2 separate regions of the Homo sapiens genome follow, and region 2 is linked to region 1. Evidence: chromatin loops called from intact Hi-C (ENCODE). Cell type or tissue: breast epithelium. All regions are shown on one strand. Each heading gives the region's core, and the rest is flanking DNA. Links, peaks and the distances in the headings are about the cores only. Region 1 overlaps FARS2 (phenylalanyl-tRNA synthetase 2, mitochondrial). Region 2 overlaps FARS2 (phenylalanyl-tRNA synthetase 2, mitochondrial).

Evidence for each region. A loop is a pair of places that touch in the nucleus more often than their neighbours do. Peaks named below come from ENCODE experiments on the same cell type or tissue, not always from the same donor. Only the 100,000 strongest peaks of a DNase experiment are listed, where the experiment ranks them.
Region 2: a loop joins it to region 1, with 20 times the contacts of the local background. A loop is called at or near these places in 1 of 110 quality-filtered maps.

Annotation. Positions count from the first base shown.
Region 1 is chr6:5,281,421-5,290,594 of GRCh38, forward strand. The region is part of intron 1 of FARS2 (phenylalanyl-tRNA synthetase 2, mitochondrial); the gene reads left to right. Among named protein-coding and RNA genes, the nearest start is that of FARS2, 24 kb to the left of the region's middle. In breast epithelium, for the core only: no CTCF peak of the experiment used is centred there; no DNase peak of the experiment used is centred there; H3K4me3 peaks cover 418 bases; H3K27ac peaks cover 1,175 bases.
Region 2 is chr6:5,336,903-5,346,076 of GRCh38, forward strand. All of the region lies in intron 1 of FARS2 (phenylalanyl-tRNA synthetase 2, mitochondrial), which reads left to right. Among named protein-coding and RNA genes, the nearest start is that of FARS2, 80 kb to the left of the region's middle. In breast epithelium, for the core only: no CTCF peak of the experiment used is centred there; no DNase peak of the experiment used is centred there.

The DNA.
Region 1 (9,174 bases), core at 4,119-6,618:
AAAGTCATGTTTCATGGTGGATTTTTAAAATTGTGGTAAAATATATATAACATGAAATTTACCATTTTAGCCATTTTTAAGTGTGCAGTTCAGTGGCATTAAGTACATTCACATGCTTGAGGAAAACACCACCATCATCCATTTTTCAGAACTTCATCATCCCACACTGAAACTCTGTACTCCTTAAACAGCAGCTCCCCATTCTCCCACCCCCCCTGCCCCCGGTAACCACTATTCTGTGAATTTGATGATATTTTAAAATTGTTGTCCACAGTGATTGTCCGAACCAATATATAGTAATGATATCTCTCTGTGTGTCTACAGGGATCACCTCCTTTAACGTGACTGTATCCTAACTAAATGCATAATTGCCTTGTATTGGGAAATGGTAGACACTTCTCGAGGACCTGAAACCATTCAATTTAGTCAGTGCTCCTAGCCATCACTAACCTTATGTGTTCACCCGGAGTCAGATCATTTCTCTCATTTAAGAAAACAATAATTCTAGAAAATGACTTTTAAGTGACAGGTGGTAAAATGGACTGTCTTGAGTATGTGCTTGATACTCCAAACTTTACCAGTCTGCACTGAGAAGGCAAAAAGAATCAGTAACTGTTATGTAATATTTTTAATACTTCCTAGCTTGTCAGTATAATGCCATTGTGAATGCTGTGCAACCATGCAAAATAAGTACATTGAAATGTAGGGATTCAGATGGCTTTTTAGTCATTTAATGAGCAATAGGAATTTTTGGAATTTCAAGGAAAGTGTTACCTTGCCAGAGGACTTGCTCTGTATTGCTAGGGAGTCTCACTGCTCAGGAGACTGAGGAACAGAGCAGGGCATGCAGCCTATCATTGCCGTGGCTGCTTAGAAGGAAGCAGCAGCAAGCAGGCATGAGAGGCAGCCTATTTCAGGGGTTGCAAAAGAAACACATGGTCCATGGCGCTTAGGGGAGGGAGCATTCACATCCCAGGCGGACACCAGGGGAAGCGCCTGAGGTTGGTGGTGGTTTCAGTAGGTGCTGAAGGCCACGAGCCATTTTAGCCGGTGCATATGGGGAAGGGAGACAATCATGACATGGGCATTCCTGATAAAGGAGGCCACCGGAGTTGAGGGTTAGTGGTAGGGAAAAAAAGAGCAGCTGTTCGAGTTTTGATCAGCTGGAGTGTGCGATTTAGTCCCTGGAAGAGAAAGGGGCTTGGGCCCGTGTGGAGCACTTTGATAGGCTAAGTGGAACCCTGATTTTGTGAAACTTAATAAACTGGTGCTTTAGAAAGGTGGGTCCAGGAATGGTGCCTAGCGTCAATCAGAGAAGATAAGTTATTTAAAAGGGAAAGTGGTTAAAGGCTGTTTTAATTCTCCAGGAGGAAGATGCTGAGGGTCTCTACATTATGTCCATTGTGATGAGGGTGGAAAGGAGGGCCAAATGGCAGAGATATTGTCCAGACAGAGGCTGGCTGAACAGCAGGGATAAAGGAGAGAGTGGCCATAAAGCCTAGTGGCTTGCAATGCATATAGTATAACATTCAAGGGCCAGGCACGGTGGCTTACACCTGTAATCCCAGCAGTTTGGGAGGCTGAGGCAGGTGGATCATTTGAGGTCAGGAGTTCAAGACCAGACTGGCTGACATGGTGAAACCCTGTCTCGACTAAAAATTCAAAAAAAATGCAGGATATGGTGGCCCACACCTGTAATCCCAGCATTTTGGGAGGCTGAGACAGGCAGATCACCTAAGGTCAGAAGTTTGAGACCAGCCTGACCAATATGAAGAAACCCCATCTCTACTAAAAATACAAAAATTAGCTGGGCATGTTGGCATGCGCCTGTAATCCCAGCTACTCAGGAGGCTGAGATAGGAGAATCACTTGAACCTGGGAGGTGGATGTTGCAGTGAGCTGAGATTGTGCCATTTCACTCCAGCCTGTGCAACAAAAGTGAAACTCCTGTCTCAAAAAAAAAAAAAAAAAAAAACAAATTAGCCAGGCGTCTTGGTGGGCATCTGTAGTCCTGGCTACTCGGGAGGCTGAGGCAGGAGAATTGCTTGAACCCAGGAGGTGGAAGCTGCAGTAAGCTGAGATTGCGCCACTGCACTCCAGCCTGGGCAACAGAGCGAGACTTTGTTTCAAAAAAAAAAAAAAAAAATCAGAAGGCATAAATACATACAGGATGAAAAATCAGCTTCTCTCCTGTCTCTGTCCTTCAGCTCTTACCTGGTCTTAGACATTTTCTTATATATGCATGTATATGCATAAACTACATTTATATCGCATTTCTAAAAGGTGTCAGGTACCATTCACACTATTCTTGTTTTTATCCTTTAACAGTATATCTCACAGATACCCTGTATCAAATGTATCAATACATGTAGAGGTGCCTTATTCTTAATTTACTTAGCCAGTCCCCAATCAATAAAAATTTGTTTCCTGTCTTCAGCTTTTACAAATTGTTTAGTGAATATAATATCCTCATTCAGGCATCATTTTGCACACATACAAACAGGTATATATGTAGGTTTAAATTATTGCTTGCCGAAATAAAGGATATATGCATTTAAAATGTTGATAGATATTGTCAAATTATCTTCTACAAAGGTTTTTACCAGCAATGCCTCTTTCTTAGACCCTTACTGATAGTGTTATCAAACAATTTGATCTTTCCCAAACTGCACATTAAAAATACTATCTAATTGTCATTTCAATTTGCATTTCTCTCATGAATGCTATTGAGCACCTTGTTACAGCTTTCAGAGGCATTTGTAATTCATTTCGGGGGATCGTTCTGTCATTAGCTCATTCTCATTTTGCTATTCAGAGGTTGGACTTATATGGAGTGCTGGTGATGGTTTCTCATAAATCACTATTCTGGAGTTTTGGTGGATATATTAAGGCAACAGTCTTCCTATTTTATTAAAAGTTTATTTGTCTTAAGAGGGAATTTTAACTTTGGTCCAATGTCTGGGGAGCTGATGGTATGCTGTTTCTCTTTCGATCGTAGGACAAGTTAGAGAAATAGATTTCCTATCTTGAATTATGGGGTGTGTGCCTGCAATCCACCACCTGCTCTGGCTGTCGTGCAGTGTTCTTCCATGGCTTCTGGGTTCTGTTTGTTAACATTTTATTTGAGATTTCTGCATATAGATCATAAATAGTGCTTATGTTTTATATGTTATTTATCACTGGAACTACTTTTCAGAGATCACCAGTCGCCTTCTGGTGATTACATTAACACTCCCTCACCTTGTTTACTGTCTTCCATCCCCTTCAACTCATCTGTGGCATTTCACACCCTGACTAGTGTTCTCATTTCACCTTCTTGAAATGTTCTCCCTCCTCTTCTGTGATGTGAAGAGCTGAGCTCTGTGGTCCTTGGTGGGTCTTCCTCCTCTCAGCGCTTCTGTCTTCTCCCCAGAGCCTCCCTCCGTGGCCTTTCGACTCCGGTGATCACTGGCATGGGCCTCTCTCAAGCATTGCTTAACATGTTCATCTGCATGGCCTGCCATCACCTGGAACTCAATGTGTCTGAAACAAACTCAGTCGTCACCCCCACCCCAAGTCAGCTTCTCACTCAACCTCTAACGTTTTGTTAAGGATCCTGGCTCCAGCATGTGTGGAGTGCCTTCCATGTGCCTGGCTCTAAGAAGCCAGGTAGCAAGGAGAAAAAGTGACAGCAAAGGGGGCAGGCAACAAATACAGATTTCAAGAGACTTGAAGCGAGAAAGAAAAGGCCACAGGTTGGAGAGGGAGAGGCTGACAGGAGCCTGATCTGTCTGAGGTGCAGAAGCAGTCAGGGTGAGAAGCATCGGATGCAGTGACGGAAGAGGCCAAAGGGAGCAGTGTCCAGGAGGCGACCGAGGGGAGCAATAAGCTGGAGGAGGAGTCCAGAGGGAGAAGGGGAGGAAGGCAGGATCTAGAGAGACTGATGGGGGAACACCAGCTGCCGGAGGATGAGGCCTGTGCTGAGAAGAGTGGGGTTTGGTTCTTGAGGAGAATAGACATTTTAAGTCCTCTGAACATTTTTCTTAATGTGTATTATACCTTTGTGAGCAAAATGCTGTTCTCAGCTACTTTTGAGAGACTCGTAAAGCGTGTAGGAGGACACGGAGGACCATGGGGGACTCATCTTTGCACATGGTGGGTGCTCGCAGTTATTCCTTGAATGTAAGGCTGCATCAGCAAGTGCATTCTCTCTTCAGGCAAGACTGCTTTTCAAATCTCTCCATTAGCAGTTCCATATCAGCAGCTTTAGGGCAGGTAGAGAAGGCGTTCATATCTCTTGAAATGTCAATCAAACCATTTAGGTCAAGTTTCAGTGTCTGTCTCAGTGATGTTATCTCTGTGGGTAGTAAGGGGCCATGAAGCCCAGCTAGCAGTCACCCTCAGCACTCCTGAGAGGCCTCGCGGCATTCCCTGGAATTCCTCAGTCTTGGGTGCTGCTTCTTTGCACGGGGCTTCTTCTCTCCAGTTGTTTGTCCCAATTGTTAAGAAAGTTCATACCTGTGGAGAATATGGTTCTTCACTTTGCTCTGTCCTTCCCACCCACGGTCTCATACACCTGCCTAGAACACTTCCTCTGTTTGCATCATAACATTTCACATGTGATAGCTGTTCCCTTCTTATGTCTCTTTCTCCAGGATAAAGGTAACCTTTTTCGCTCATCTTCTAAATACTTGATTTCCAGACACTTTAATTCATAGGCTTGCATTTAGTACACTCTAAATTGAACATTGGATTGATTGTTGTCAGTGGGGTCAACACTGACCCCTTGTTCCTAGATAGAATTATAATCTGACTGTCCATGTTTCCTTATAGTATCCTGTGGTGCTTATCATAAGGGCACTAAGTTTTTACTTTTTTTTGGAGACAGAGTCTCACTTTGTCACCCAGGCTGGAGTGCAGGGGTGTGATCTTGGCTCACCTCAGCCTTGACCTTCTGGGCTCAAGTGATCCTCCTGCCTCAGCCTCCCAAGTAGCTGGGACTACAGTTGCATGTCACCATGCCCGGCTAATTTTTGTGTTATTTGTAGAGAGGGGGTTTCTACATGTTGCCCAGACTGTTAACTCCTGGGCTGAAGTGATTTGCCTGCCTCGGTCTCCCAGACTGCTAGGATCATAGGTGTGAGCCACTGTGCCTGACCAATCTGTACTTCTATTCAGAATATAAAGTGTGTTTTACTACCCATGCTCTATCACTCTGTATGTAGAAATAAATTACGTATATGTGTATGAGTGTGTGTGTATTATATACATAATTATATTCAATGCGATTTATAAAATACATGTATGATATGGGTACCAAATACATTAATACCATATAATTATGTATATAGAACATGCATAATGTATACTTTATTATTATGTATGTAACACATATGTTGGCATGTGTGTATGTGTGTGAGAGAGAACAGTTTCTATATGTTAAATAATTTCCATGTTAATTTTGGTGCCACTGCAGAATCTTTCTGAGAGTGAGAAACTCCTCCCGGGGCATGTTCGCCTCTGAACCCGTAGTGCAGAAAGCCTGACCTCATCAGACCTAATACAGGAAGACTCGCTGCACTTGTGGCCCCAGGCCTGGCCGCCTGTGGAGCACAGAGCATGGCCATTGCCCCGTGGCTTGGCTCTGTTGAGGGCTGCCTGTTAGCTCCAGCTTTACTGGTAGCCTGGTTAGCTCTTTAGGTAAAGAGCCAGACAAGTTCAATTTGGTTTTGGTGTTGATTCTTTCCAAAGCAAAGCAAATTTCCCGGGTGTGATATAGTGTTCAGATTTGATTTTGCATGTTGAGCCCGAGGCATTCCTTTGCCTGACTTGGCTTCTCAGCTCTGTTTGTGGGGAACTGGGCTGTAGACATTTGCTGTGGACCTTGTGTCAGAGGTGGCAGTGGTGCTAGTGGGGAAGAGAGAAGAGAAATGGTGGAGTGGTCCGTGTTATCATCCTGTTCTAGTGCTCAGAACTGCTCACGGAGGTGTCCTCAGCCCATCCCACAGCCTGTTCCTTCCCGGCCGCACTGTTTCCTCTTTTTATCCTGATTCTCTTTTTGGCACTGAGAGTGGCCATTTTTCCATTGCCTGTTTCCTCTTGCTCTCCCGTGTCCCTGAAATTAGCCTGCCCCTGGCCTGGTGCGAGCCCAATGAGGGGACATTCGGGCTGCTGTTCCTTCATGCTTTCTCCCACCTCATAGCCCTTCCCCGTCCCACAGAAAGAATCTTAGAGAGTTGGCCTACTTTCTGTCGATGCTGCTCCCTTGGAGGACCTCATAGAATGCCACAAATTCTGTATCAGAAATAGCTCTGTTTATTTGAATGGTTGGATGTCACCCTCTTCCAGAAAAACACTGTTAGTACACACGGGGAATTCCTTAAGATGCGGAGCTCTTCTTCAAATTACTCCAGCCCCATGTGGCTCCAGTTGTTTTTTTCAAGAGATGACTCATCTTTGTGGCCACACTTGGGAAATTTAAAGCTGTTCACTCTACTGAAGACAGAGGCTGGGGATGAGGAAAACAGTCACAGAGGCCTCTGATTATTATTAAGGTAGTGCAGGTATCTGTCATGTTCTCCTGTAATATTTTCTCTTTTCCTCTCCCTTCTGTCATCTTCCTTCCTCCCAGCTGCCTTGTTCCCAGAGCCCTCCTCATATTTATCCAGGGAGTGTCACTGCATCCAACATGTTTGTTCCCATGTTGCTCGTTGGCAACGTCACAGCCAGGACTGGGTGACAAAGATCTCCTCTGGGTCTTGCTTTCCCACTGTGCTGAGTCCAGTGATCATCTTTCATGTTTTGTCCAACCATCTGCCCTGAGATCTTGCTGTCTACTTCTTTTGATGTTTGTAGTCAATAGCTTGAAGTGACTTCTTCTTCTTCTTCTTTTTTAACCTCAGTAAATTATTACAAAGCAAATACCCTGACCATCCTAGTCAAAAAAGAACATTACATAAGCATTGAGCCTCTCCCAAACACCAATCCCTCCTGCTTTCCAAGAGGGAATCACTATCAGAACACTTGGGATCATCACTTCTTTCTGGAGCACCTCGTTTGATACCTCATTGTGAAGTCCAGGTTGTTCTTCTCACTTGTGCACTGTACGAATCACCAAATATACTTTCTAATGCTACTGAGTTTGATGAGAACTGTTCTAGAACACAGCCGTGATCTGTGGTTTTGAATATATGTGGTTGGATTCTCCCATTCATTCAACAAGTATATGTACGTGCTGGGCACTGTTGTAGGTGCTGGCAGTATATGGAGGTGCGGACTGGGGACAAAATCCCTGCTCTCATGCAGCTTCCATTCTTCTCATGGAGCTCAAGAAAATGCTCTTAAAAGACAGAGAATTAGAAAAAATACCTCTCCACTGGCTTTTTAAGACATAGGTGAGAGGAAACAGCTATTGTTCAGTCTTTGCCATCACTTCATTGATTCTGATTTTAAGCAACCCAGTTTTTGAGTCTGGTTTCTCCATCATGAAAATGTTGCAAATTTTAGGGCTGTTGTAAACATATATAGCTGTAGATCAAGTCATTTATTCTAGGTTGAATTTCTAAGATATTCAGCTCTCAACATTAGAATCATTAAGAATATTACTCCTACATTTACTACACTTTCTTCACAATCAGCATGCCCTTAGAGTGGGAGAATTTTGATGATTGATTTTAGCATTGATAACTGAAATATTTTTTAAAATGGAAGAAAATGTTAATAAAATATTTTGATGACACACTTAACATGTAACATGAATCAAATTCCAGATTTAAGCCAAAACTCAAGGGATTACATTTGAGTTTTAATGCTTAGAAGTTTGAGTACTCTATGCTTTCTACCAGTGCTCCAAAGACTGGAAATAATAGAATTGCTTGTTTATTTGCCAAATCAGGCACTGGTTTTGTTACTGGAGGAAGGTGTCCAGGTTCTTGGCGTTTTGAACAAAGAATTAGACAAAACGCACAAACAAAGCAATGAAAGAAAACCACAGATTTTGAAAGTACATGCCACAGAATGGAAAGGGGCATGAGCAAGTGGCTCAAGAGCCCAGTTACAGAATTTTCTGGGGTTTAAATACCCTCTAGAGGGTTCCCACTGGTTACTTGGTGTACACTCTGTGTAAATGAAGTAGTGGTCCACGACCAGTCTGATTGGTTGCGGAAAGGGACTAATGAGAGGCTGAAGTGAAGTTACAAAGTTACACTCCTATGCAAATGAAGACTTGGCCTGTGACCAGTCTGATTGGTTGCAGGAGGGGACTAATCAGAGGCTGAAGTGAAGTTACAAGGTTATACTCCAGTGCAAATGAAGACTTGGCCTGTGACCAGTCTGATTTGTTGCAGGAGGGGACCAATCAGAGATACTTTCAATTTTTCATCTGCCACATGGAGAAGAGCAGGGAGGAGTAGCCTCTGGTTCTTTTGTTACTTGGGCATGGAAAGTTGGGGTTTTCCTTTTGATTTAGTTGTAGGAAGTCAGTGTGAATTGGCCTTAGGTTCCCTGCCTCCAAACCCTATTCTCCTGCCTCAGTTTGAATTCTTGCACCAGAGAAAATCCAAAACAGAAGGAATTCCACTCTTTTGTGTTCATGGTTCTTTTCAAAAGCTAGTTAGAGAGTGTAAAATTTTCAATATTTATATTAAATAATGGTGTTTTAAAGTGTAAAATAGTTTTGGACAGAAATAAGAAATAGCTTGCTGTGTATTACATTTCCTGAAACTACAGGAAAGTTGATTTTTGGTATATTTTGATATCCATACCCTTCAACAAAAGTCTTAAGTCAATGACATTTTACCCCCATTTATCTGTTTTGTACCGACTACTATGGCAAGTGACTGTGTGTGTGAGGGAAACAGTAATGCTTGACAACTCATGCTTCCTGATACAGAGGTTTCTCTAGGTAGGTAGTTCACTTTTTGTACAAAGCTGGCAGGTTCTGTGGACAGAAACCATGGTATCTCACAGACTGCATTTAAGTTACCTCTGAGATTGCAAACTCCATGGCAGAAAAGATCACAGCAATTTGGGTATCTGTTTTAAATTGACAACTTAAAATGCACAATATGTTTATTTCTAAATTTTCAAAGTTAGAAAACAAGACAGCCTATATTAAATAATATAGGAATTTTTAAAGCAGAATGTGCTAAATGTAGAAAGTAGCTCAGTTTTTCTACTTGAAGGACAAAAATTCTA
Region 2 (9,174 bases), core at 2,905-5,404, 54 kb after region 1:
ATTTGGTTTTGTTTACTTCTTTTAAATTTCTTTTGTAAAACAGTCATTCCTCACACAAAATCAGTTAAAGAATTACCAGTATTTTTTATTTGTTTTTCTTTTTAAACAGGTAACAAAACTCTGTATATTCTATTTTGGCACATGACAGGAAGTAAATATCACTTCTTTTTTTTTTTTACCCAAATAGTTTTTCAACACTATTTTGTATGTAATTTATTCCTTCTACATTGGTTTATGAGATTATATATGTATGTGTGTGTGTATGTGTAAATATATATGTAATATGTATATATATATATATGGAGAGTGAGAAAGAATTAAAATATCAGAGTTTGTTTGCTGTGTCAAGTCTTGTGTTAGTTTTCATTATTGTGGCTCTCATTGTCCTTTTTAAGAAAAATTCCTGGCTCCTGTCAATTGTTTAATCTTTCAAACGAACTTGGGAATCATTTTCACAAGTCGTTCCCCTTATTTTCCTCTTTCTTCTGCAGACCTTTTCACTGTGAATTCCAGGAAAATAATTTGGGTAGAGCGGCATTTTATACTATTCAATCTTCACATAGAAGGAATATCTCCTTTTTAAATTCCAATTTTCTTTTGTGGTTTCTTATAAAGTCTTGTGACTTGTTTCACATAGGCCCCTTTATGTATTTGTTATTGTAAAGGATGTTTTTCATTATTCGCTATTTACTGTTGGTAATTGCTGGGATTTAAGCTGTTGATTTCTCAAAATTGTAAGTTAATTCCCTTCACCAAGCTTTTATTTGTTCTAATAGTTCATGAGTTCATTCACTTGAGCATTCAGGATATACCATTGTGTTGTGGCCAAAAACAGTATGTTGGTTTCTTCCTTCTAGTGGTCACATTCCATTACTGCCTGTCTAATGTTCTTACGTTGGCTAAAATCCTATAAATTTTAGAAATGATTGGCTGTAAAGTGCCTATTTGCTGTTAGGAGTGATTTTGTAACTCATCCAGAGACCACAAATTACTGTGAAGAAAGGCTTCTGGGAAAGCATCAAGTTTAGGTGGTAATGCCATCTTTTCATATTTTTGGTAGAACAATTAGACTTTTAGGGAAAATCTATTAAAATAGTAGATTTGAAAACTTAAAGCAGATTTTAAAATAGATAATTGTATATTTTTGTCCTTTTTCTGTTTCTGGATGGAAACTTGGTTATATTGAGAAAGAGAAACATAGAATGAAAAAATAATGAGTTCACTGATTCAAAAGTAAAACCCAACTTTTATGGATGTTGTTTTAATAGACCTATAGATTATATAGAATAAAATAGTTTGGATTTTTTCCACTAGATTCAGGTAGAGTTATCTTTTTAAAAAATTATTCATGTGAATTTCCTACTAACTAACTTGCTCTCACGATGTGCTGTTTTTCATTTCCTGAATTGTGTATTGTGCTTTTGTTTTTACTAAAGCTGAAAACATCTATCTGTTTGCTCTCTGGGTGTGTTTTCGTCTCCCTTTCTGTACTGTTTCTTGGATGCAGGTGTGTCGTCTTTCTTTTCTCCTCAGCAGTCTTTTGCAAAGCCTTTCAAATGCCCCACAGTCCTGAGCAGAGTTCATATGGAACGTGGCCTTGTCCAGGTTGCCTTGACCGCAGTGACTTTCCTCATGCTCTTTCCTCTGCTCTAAAATGCTCTCCCTTTTCCCCACCCACCCAACCCACCTGCACAGAAGTTTACCTCTTTGATAGAACTCTCTGATTATCTCAGGTATGAGTTCTTGGATTTGCAGGGCACTTCATGGCATTCTCTATGGCATTTAGTAGTCTGTAGCTTTCATTCTGTGTATGTGAGACGTGTTTACAGTTTGGCACAGTTTTCATGGCTATATCACATTCTCCGTGAATCTGCAGTGCTTAGCATCACCCTTGTTTGTTGAACGAGTGAGTGCAGGGCTGCTGTACTTTGGTGCTCAGTGCCTTGGAACATGCAGTTTTCTTGCGATTTTCCTGTACAGTCCCCAGATTTACTAGCCTTCCCTCAATATACTGTTATTTTCAAGAATATATTAACGACTGTCAAGATATGTACAGGTATATGCTTTTTGTTTTTATGGGTGTCATATGTGGCTATTGGTGAAAACGAGTTGAAACTAAAGTTTATATTTTTATATGGCTTTTTCATTTCAAACATTAAAAAACATTAAAAATACACCAAAAGGATCAGAAAAAATGCAAGATGATAAAAATACAACTGTGGCCAAAGCCAGGACTTTGTGTCCAGTGGCATGGCTATACTACTCTGTCAGTATTTTATGTCCTCTAATGAAAAATATTGTACCCTAGTGCCAATGTGTAATGTTTTAGACACTGTCATGTAACTGGGAAAGTGTTATCTCAGTAACAAACAATTTTACCTAGTAAATATTCCTAATTGGCTCAAAGATAACTATATTTAAAATCATGTTTAATAATATCAGTGATAATGTCAAAAATGAAATCAGGGCAAGTTAGCAAATTTTTTGTTTATCGTGCATACCAAAAATTAATTCACAAACCAGGAGACTTCTTTTTTTTTTTTTGAGACGGAGTCTCACCTTGTCAGCCAGGTTGGAGTGCAGTGGTAGAAACACAGCTCACTGCAGCCTTGACCTCCTGGGCTCAAGTGATCCTCTTTCCTCAGCTGGCAGTAGCTGGGACCACAGGTGCATGCTACCTTGCCTGGCTACTTTTTATATATTTATATTTTTTGTAGAGATGGTGTCTCGCTATGTTGCCCAAGCTGGTCTCAAACTCCTGAGCTCAAGCAATCCACCCACCTTGACCTGCCACAGTGGTGGGATTACAGGCATGAGCCATAGCACCTGGCCAAACCAGGAGTCTTCAAACAGATAGTGGTAAGAAGCTTGGCTCACAGCAACTTATAAAGCATAAATGAAGAAGTACATTAATCTCTGTTGCTGTTATTATAATCTTACATTCCTTTCAGGGCAAGCAGAGCTGTAAAAGCTTATTTGCTTGTAGATGGTTGGTTCACTTTTATCATGCTGACAAGGACAGAGAGCTTAAGTTTCGTTTATGGCCAGAGCCAGCATTTTAGAGAAGTCAGGATAGCTGAAGTTTCTCTTATGTGGCTATGGGTGGTTGGCCTAAGGATATGCCCACACTGTGGCCTCCGTTTGATTTTTCTTTAACAATAACGATATTAATAGCAACCAAATACTGACTGAGTTCTTATTAGGTGCCTTTCACATCTACTTATCACAGTGACCCAGAATTGATGTTGAGTCTGCTTTGCTATGCATTTGCTATGCAATGATGAGGCCATACTTTGTGATAAGGTAGCAACTAGTCACCTGTGAGATGTTTTTCCACATGGCTTTGCCTCTGTCCAATACCCCACATGTCCAGGAAGCAGGCTTTGTTACATGACTTGGAGCATCAGCATGTGTTCAGAAGGATGCGTGCGTATACCCTAGAAATAGCTCAAGTTTATTGATTATTTATTAGGTCAAGTAGAAAATTCTAACTAAAGTCTACTCTTGGTGAAAGGTTAATCCTACTGTGTTTTCATTCCTAAGGTCTCAGAATACTTTTGTAAGAATAATCACCTTTTTTCTCTGATCTTCATGTAAATACACGAGCCCGTAAAGTTTGAAGTGATTTTCCTTAAAAATCAATCAGAATTTTCTGGTTTTTTAAAAAATCATTTTTAGCCTACGTTTTCCTAATATTAGGAATGTTAGAGCATCAACAGTGCCATAGGTGATACAGAATAAATGCAAAGATGGAAGTAGGTCTCAGGAAATGGCTATATTAAGGTTTCCGCTTCTTTCAGTAGGAACTCTGGGAGCTCCCTTTTGTTTCCAGTCAAGGCTAAGCCATCTTCTGCCCTTCTGCCTGGGTGCTGCTATGGTTGTAAATGAATTGGCTGTTGCGGGGAGGAGGAACCATCTGCCTGGGGGCTTGACAGGGAATAGAAGACACAAAATGGATGAGGAGGCCGGGCGCGGTGGCTCACGCCTGTAATCCCAGCACTTTGGGAGGCCGAGGCGGGCGGATCACAAGGTCAGAAGTTTGAGACCAGCCTGACCAACATGATGAAACCCCGTCTCTGCTAAAAATACAAAAAAATTAGCCAGGCATGGTGACGTGCGCCTGTAATCCCAGCTACTCAGGAGGCTGAGGCAGGAGAATCGCTTGAACCAGGGAGGCGGAGGTTGCAGTGAGCCGAGATCGTGCTGCTGCATTCCAGCCTGGGCGACAGAGTTTCATATGCACACGTTGTTTCACTTTCATTTGCCTGCTCTGTGGCCATGGGGAGATATATATATATATATATATATATATATATATATATATATATATATATTTTTTTTTTTTTTTTTTTTTTCCCTGTGAGAGCAGTTGTTTTGAGAAAACTGTGAGAAACTTTTCCTGGGAGACAGTGGGTGGGGTTTGACAGCTCCCCCCTCCCTCATCAGTGTCCCAGCTGCTCTTGACCTGCCTACACTGCAAAACATCAACAGGCCCCTAATCGTCTATGTATTTGCGATACTGTTGTATGGTTCTGATTTTCCACTCTTATTTCTGTTTCCCTACTTGGGACTCTTTGTTTTTATTTTTTATCATGACTTTATTTATTTATTATTTTATTTTATCTATTTTTTTTGAGACAGAGTCTCGCTCTGTTGCCCAGGCTGGAGTGCAGTGGCGTGATCTTGGCTCACTACAACCTCCATCTCTCAGGTTCAAGCGATTCTCCTGCCTCAGCCTCCGGAGTAGCTAGGAATAAAGGTTCCCACCATCACACCCGGCTAATTTTTGTATTTTTAGTAGAGATGGGGTTCCACCATATTGGCCAGGCTGGTCTTGAACTCCTGACCTCAGGCGATCCACCCATCTTGGCCTCCCAAAGTGCTAGGATTACAGGTGGGAGCCACTGCATCTGGCTAATTTTTATCATAACTTTATATTCTGCTGCAAGCTGCTTTTAATTATTCAAGTTAAGAGGAAGGTAAAAAAAATAATTTCCAGTTCTTACCTGAGCTGAAAAAAATGAGATAGGTAATATAAGCCAGTTCAAATTACAGTGGAAGTAAGAAAACTCAGTTTCTTTGTAAGGATCTGAGTAGCCCAAGTAGAATCACATGATCATATTGGAAAGCATCTTAAAGATCATAAAGATTATTTGGTCATCTTGTAGAAGAGGGAACTGAGACCTAGAAAGCAAGTTAAAGTTTATAATGCTAGCTATTTATGAGTTCTCCACAACTTGACAGTGTGACTTTCATGCAATCAGCACTTTCAAATATTAAAAGATAGATATCCTCAAACTACCTTTTCTAGGCCTAATTGGGACTTCCATGCATCAGCTGATGAACAAACATTCTAATACTTCATTACAGTCAAGCACAATAATCAACAGTTGCACTTTGCTAAGCAGTGTTTATTTGCACAACTATTTGAAGACTGTGGTGCATTTATTTATATTAGTTTCTAAAAATGAACAGAAATGGTAAAATGTTCTAAGTGCTGATACTAACAGCCAGACAACTGAGACAATGATGGACACAGTTAAGTGACTCATGGTCAACTAGACCAGTTATAGAATATAAGGTGATCTGCCTGTAATCCCAGCACTTTGGGAGGCTGAGGTGGGTGGATCACCTGAGGTCGGGAGTTCGAGACCAGCCTGACCAACATGGAAAAACCCTGTCTCTACTAAAAATACAAAATTAGCCAGGCTTGATGGTGCATGCCTGTAATCCCAGCTATTCGGGAGGCTGAGGCGGGAGAATTGCTTGAACCTGGGAGGCGGAGGTTGCAGTGAGCCGAGATCACGCCATTGCCCTCCAGCCTGGGCAACAAGAGCGAGACTCTGTCTAAGAAAAAAAAAAAAAAGAAAAAGAATATAAGCTGATCTACTCAGTGCACAAAGGGGTGAAAATTAAACATATCCCAAATTCCAAGACTACATTGTCCAAGTGATAGGAGGGAGTGAGAGAGAATTGAGAAAAGATCAGTAAAATATGAAATGAAAATTATTATCAGAATATCCTGGGAACTCAAATACTGGGAAAGAGTTCATGGGTCCATTCGCTAGGTATACAGCTTACTACAGGCCCGTCATCGACAGAAGGCAGCTAGTGCCTTACAAGAAAACAGACAAAACCTCATTAAAATCTACATCACTCATTTCTGCCCTAATCTGTATGAAATGACCATTGATATCTCCTTACAGTTAATAATGGTAGTAATAATTTATTTTACCGATTAGAGATGGTACTACTGCTGACAAAACTGTTGTTTATTACTGTAGACAAAACTGTACATTTCATTTATTTATCTATTTATTTATTTAGAGATGGAATTTCGCTCTCGTTGCCCAGGCTGGAGTGCAGTGGCGCGATCTTGGCTCACTGCAACCTTCACCGCCCTGGTTCCAGTGATTCTCCTGTCTCAGCCTTCCTAGTAGCTGGGATTACAGGTGCACGCCACCACGCCCAGCTAATTTTTGTATTTTTAGTAGAGATAGTGTTTCATCATATTGGTCAGGCTGGTCTGGAACTCCTGACCTCAGGTGATCCACCCGCCTCGGCCTCTGAAAGTGCTGGGATTACAGGCGTGAACCACCGCGCCTGGCCTACATTTCAGTTATTCTTGATGTGTTTTAAAAGTGTGCATTCCATAACAGTTGGATATAAAAATATACATTTTATAACTAGAAATTGTACACATTTTTAGTTCTTTGGAACATGTAAACCCAGTGTTGAACTTCTGTACATTAAGTTTTTATCACCTTTAACAGGAATGTGTCGTGACTGAAAGTGGAGGATGAGCTGGTATGACATGGGTTCTGTCTAGGGATTCTCCTGTGGGAGGGAGAGGACCTTTGTCTTGGTAGCTGTCTACTGTACTAATATTCATGCCTCTCTGCCCAAGTCTGTAGTGTCAGTTTTACCACTTGAGAATTTCAGAAATGAAGTTTACCTCCCCAGTCCCTTTAAAAGATAAAAACAAATTAGCTCAAATTCTAACCACAGCCATAAGTGGTCCTTGTGCATGGCAATGGCTAAGAATGGGCACTGCCTGCTTCTGAGGTGTCCTCTGTCTTTGCTGTGAGCGGCGTGACAGCTGTGCCTTCCGTGCTTCTCTTCGGAGGCTTGTTTCTGGGTATGTGTTCACCGCAATGGATGCTTAGATTTTGGTTCACCGAACGACACAGAAGTCACTGCATTCGATGTGGTGACCTCAGAGCAAGTGGCCTCCAGGTCCAGTTTATCTAAGTCAGAAGCTGTGATTCAGGAAAGCCACTGCAGCTGTTTCCTGTAGAGAGGTTGGCCGAGGCAAGGACCTCATCACCTGTGGGCGTATCTGCTTGCTAATACCATTGCTGCAGAGGAATAGGTTCCTGGAGACGGAGGCACACAGGCCCAGAGAGGAAGTGACAGGGATTTGTAACAGATCACACTGACCTGAAGGAAGGCCCTGACGTAGATATGTCCCCTTTTCACATTCAGAGTCGTTGCTGCTGCTTCTCTTTATGTCTTGGATAATCCACCTTGGCCTCTTGAGTATACTGTACCTCCCTAACCTGCTGGGCTGAAAGGCCAAGTGCAGGCAACTGAGTCTATACTGACCTTGAGTGGTTTAGGGAGGAGGCAGTGTGTTATGGAAGCATCTCCTTGAAGCCTTTGTGTGTATGAAAGGACACATTGCACCAACTGATAAAATCTGCTCCACTAACCAGAGGCAGTGAAGTGAGAGTGAGCTTGCTTGGCTTGGATAACTGACATTTATCCGTCAGCCAAATTCAGTGGAAAAAAGTATGGCAATTGGAGTTAGATCTGGATTTCTGATGCTTGCCAGTCCCGCTTCTTCACTATGTAACCACAGTGCCTCGTTTTCTCTTTCTTTCTTTTCTCTTTTTTTTTTTTTTGAAATAGAGTTTTTCTCTGTTACCCAGACTGGAGTGCAGTGGTGTGGTTTCAAGCTCACTGCAGCCTCCACCTCCTGGGTTCAAACAATTCTCCTGCCTCAACCTCCCGGGTAGCTGGTAATACAGGTGCGTAACACCACACCTGACTAATTTTTTTATATTTTTAGTAGAGATGGGGTTTTACCATGTTGGCCAGGGTGGTCTCGAACTCCTGACCTCAGGTGATCTGCCCACATTGGCCTCCCAAAGTGCTGGGATTACAGGCATGAGCCACCACGCCTGGCCAATGTGTTGCCTTTCTATAATGTAATATTGATCTTTAATTATGATGATGACTAGATGAGACAATGTATGTGAAGTGCCTGGTTGGCGACTAAAGAAATAATAGTATAATAAAAAAAAAACGCCATTATAATTATTTTTATTATGCGTCTGTTCTTCCACCAGATGTTTTGCTGGAGGTGTTAGTAAGAAGGTAATCAGCTTTTAGAGATGTTCCTCTTTGATCTGCTACAGAGGTGAAAAATCTTAAAGGCAAGCTGCTATTTTTGATTTTGAAAAATCTCAGAAAGACCCAGGACTGCAGAGATTGTGAAACTGGTAGTTAAGCAGAATATGTTTGGCAGGAGTGTCACTTCACCCCGAGGTACAGTAAATTAAGAGCAGCATCTTGATTACAGCAAAAGTTCAGTTCTAGGTCTCCTTTACGGGGCACTTTACCCACAGCTTCTCAGGCGCATGTGTAAAACGAAGTCCACGTGCTGTCTGTTCAGAATAGAACGGAGATGAGTGGTAAGAGATTTAGAGAGCAGAGTAATTTCAGGTTAGTGTTTGAATTTGGTGTTTGAGAGTAGCCCACAATTAAATGCTGTAAAGTGGCACAGGAAAGTGGCTTGAACTTTAAGAATGTTCCCTTTCCACCATTCTCCCATTTTATCCTGAGATTTTCCATTTGTATTAATTATCTCCACAGCTCCTGTTGGGTTATACAGTAGAATTTGAATTTCTAATAAATGTCAAAATCAGAAAATAGGCCTATAATCTTTCACAGGCAGTTATGAAGAGAATGGACTTTTTGTTTCTGAAGCATTTTGTCCTATAAAGCACAGACCTTATTTTTCAAATGCCTTGTCACCAGAAACCACGAGCCATTCTCATTAAAAGACTCTGGAGGAGTACTGGGGATGGTGGCAGGGCATGGCGGTGTGGGAGAGCAGGCCTGGAGCAGCAGTGCTCACTGGCCGGGGCGTCCTGTCCACCTCACCCTGAC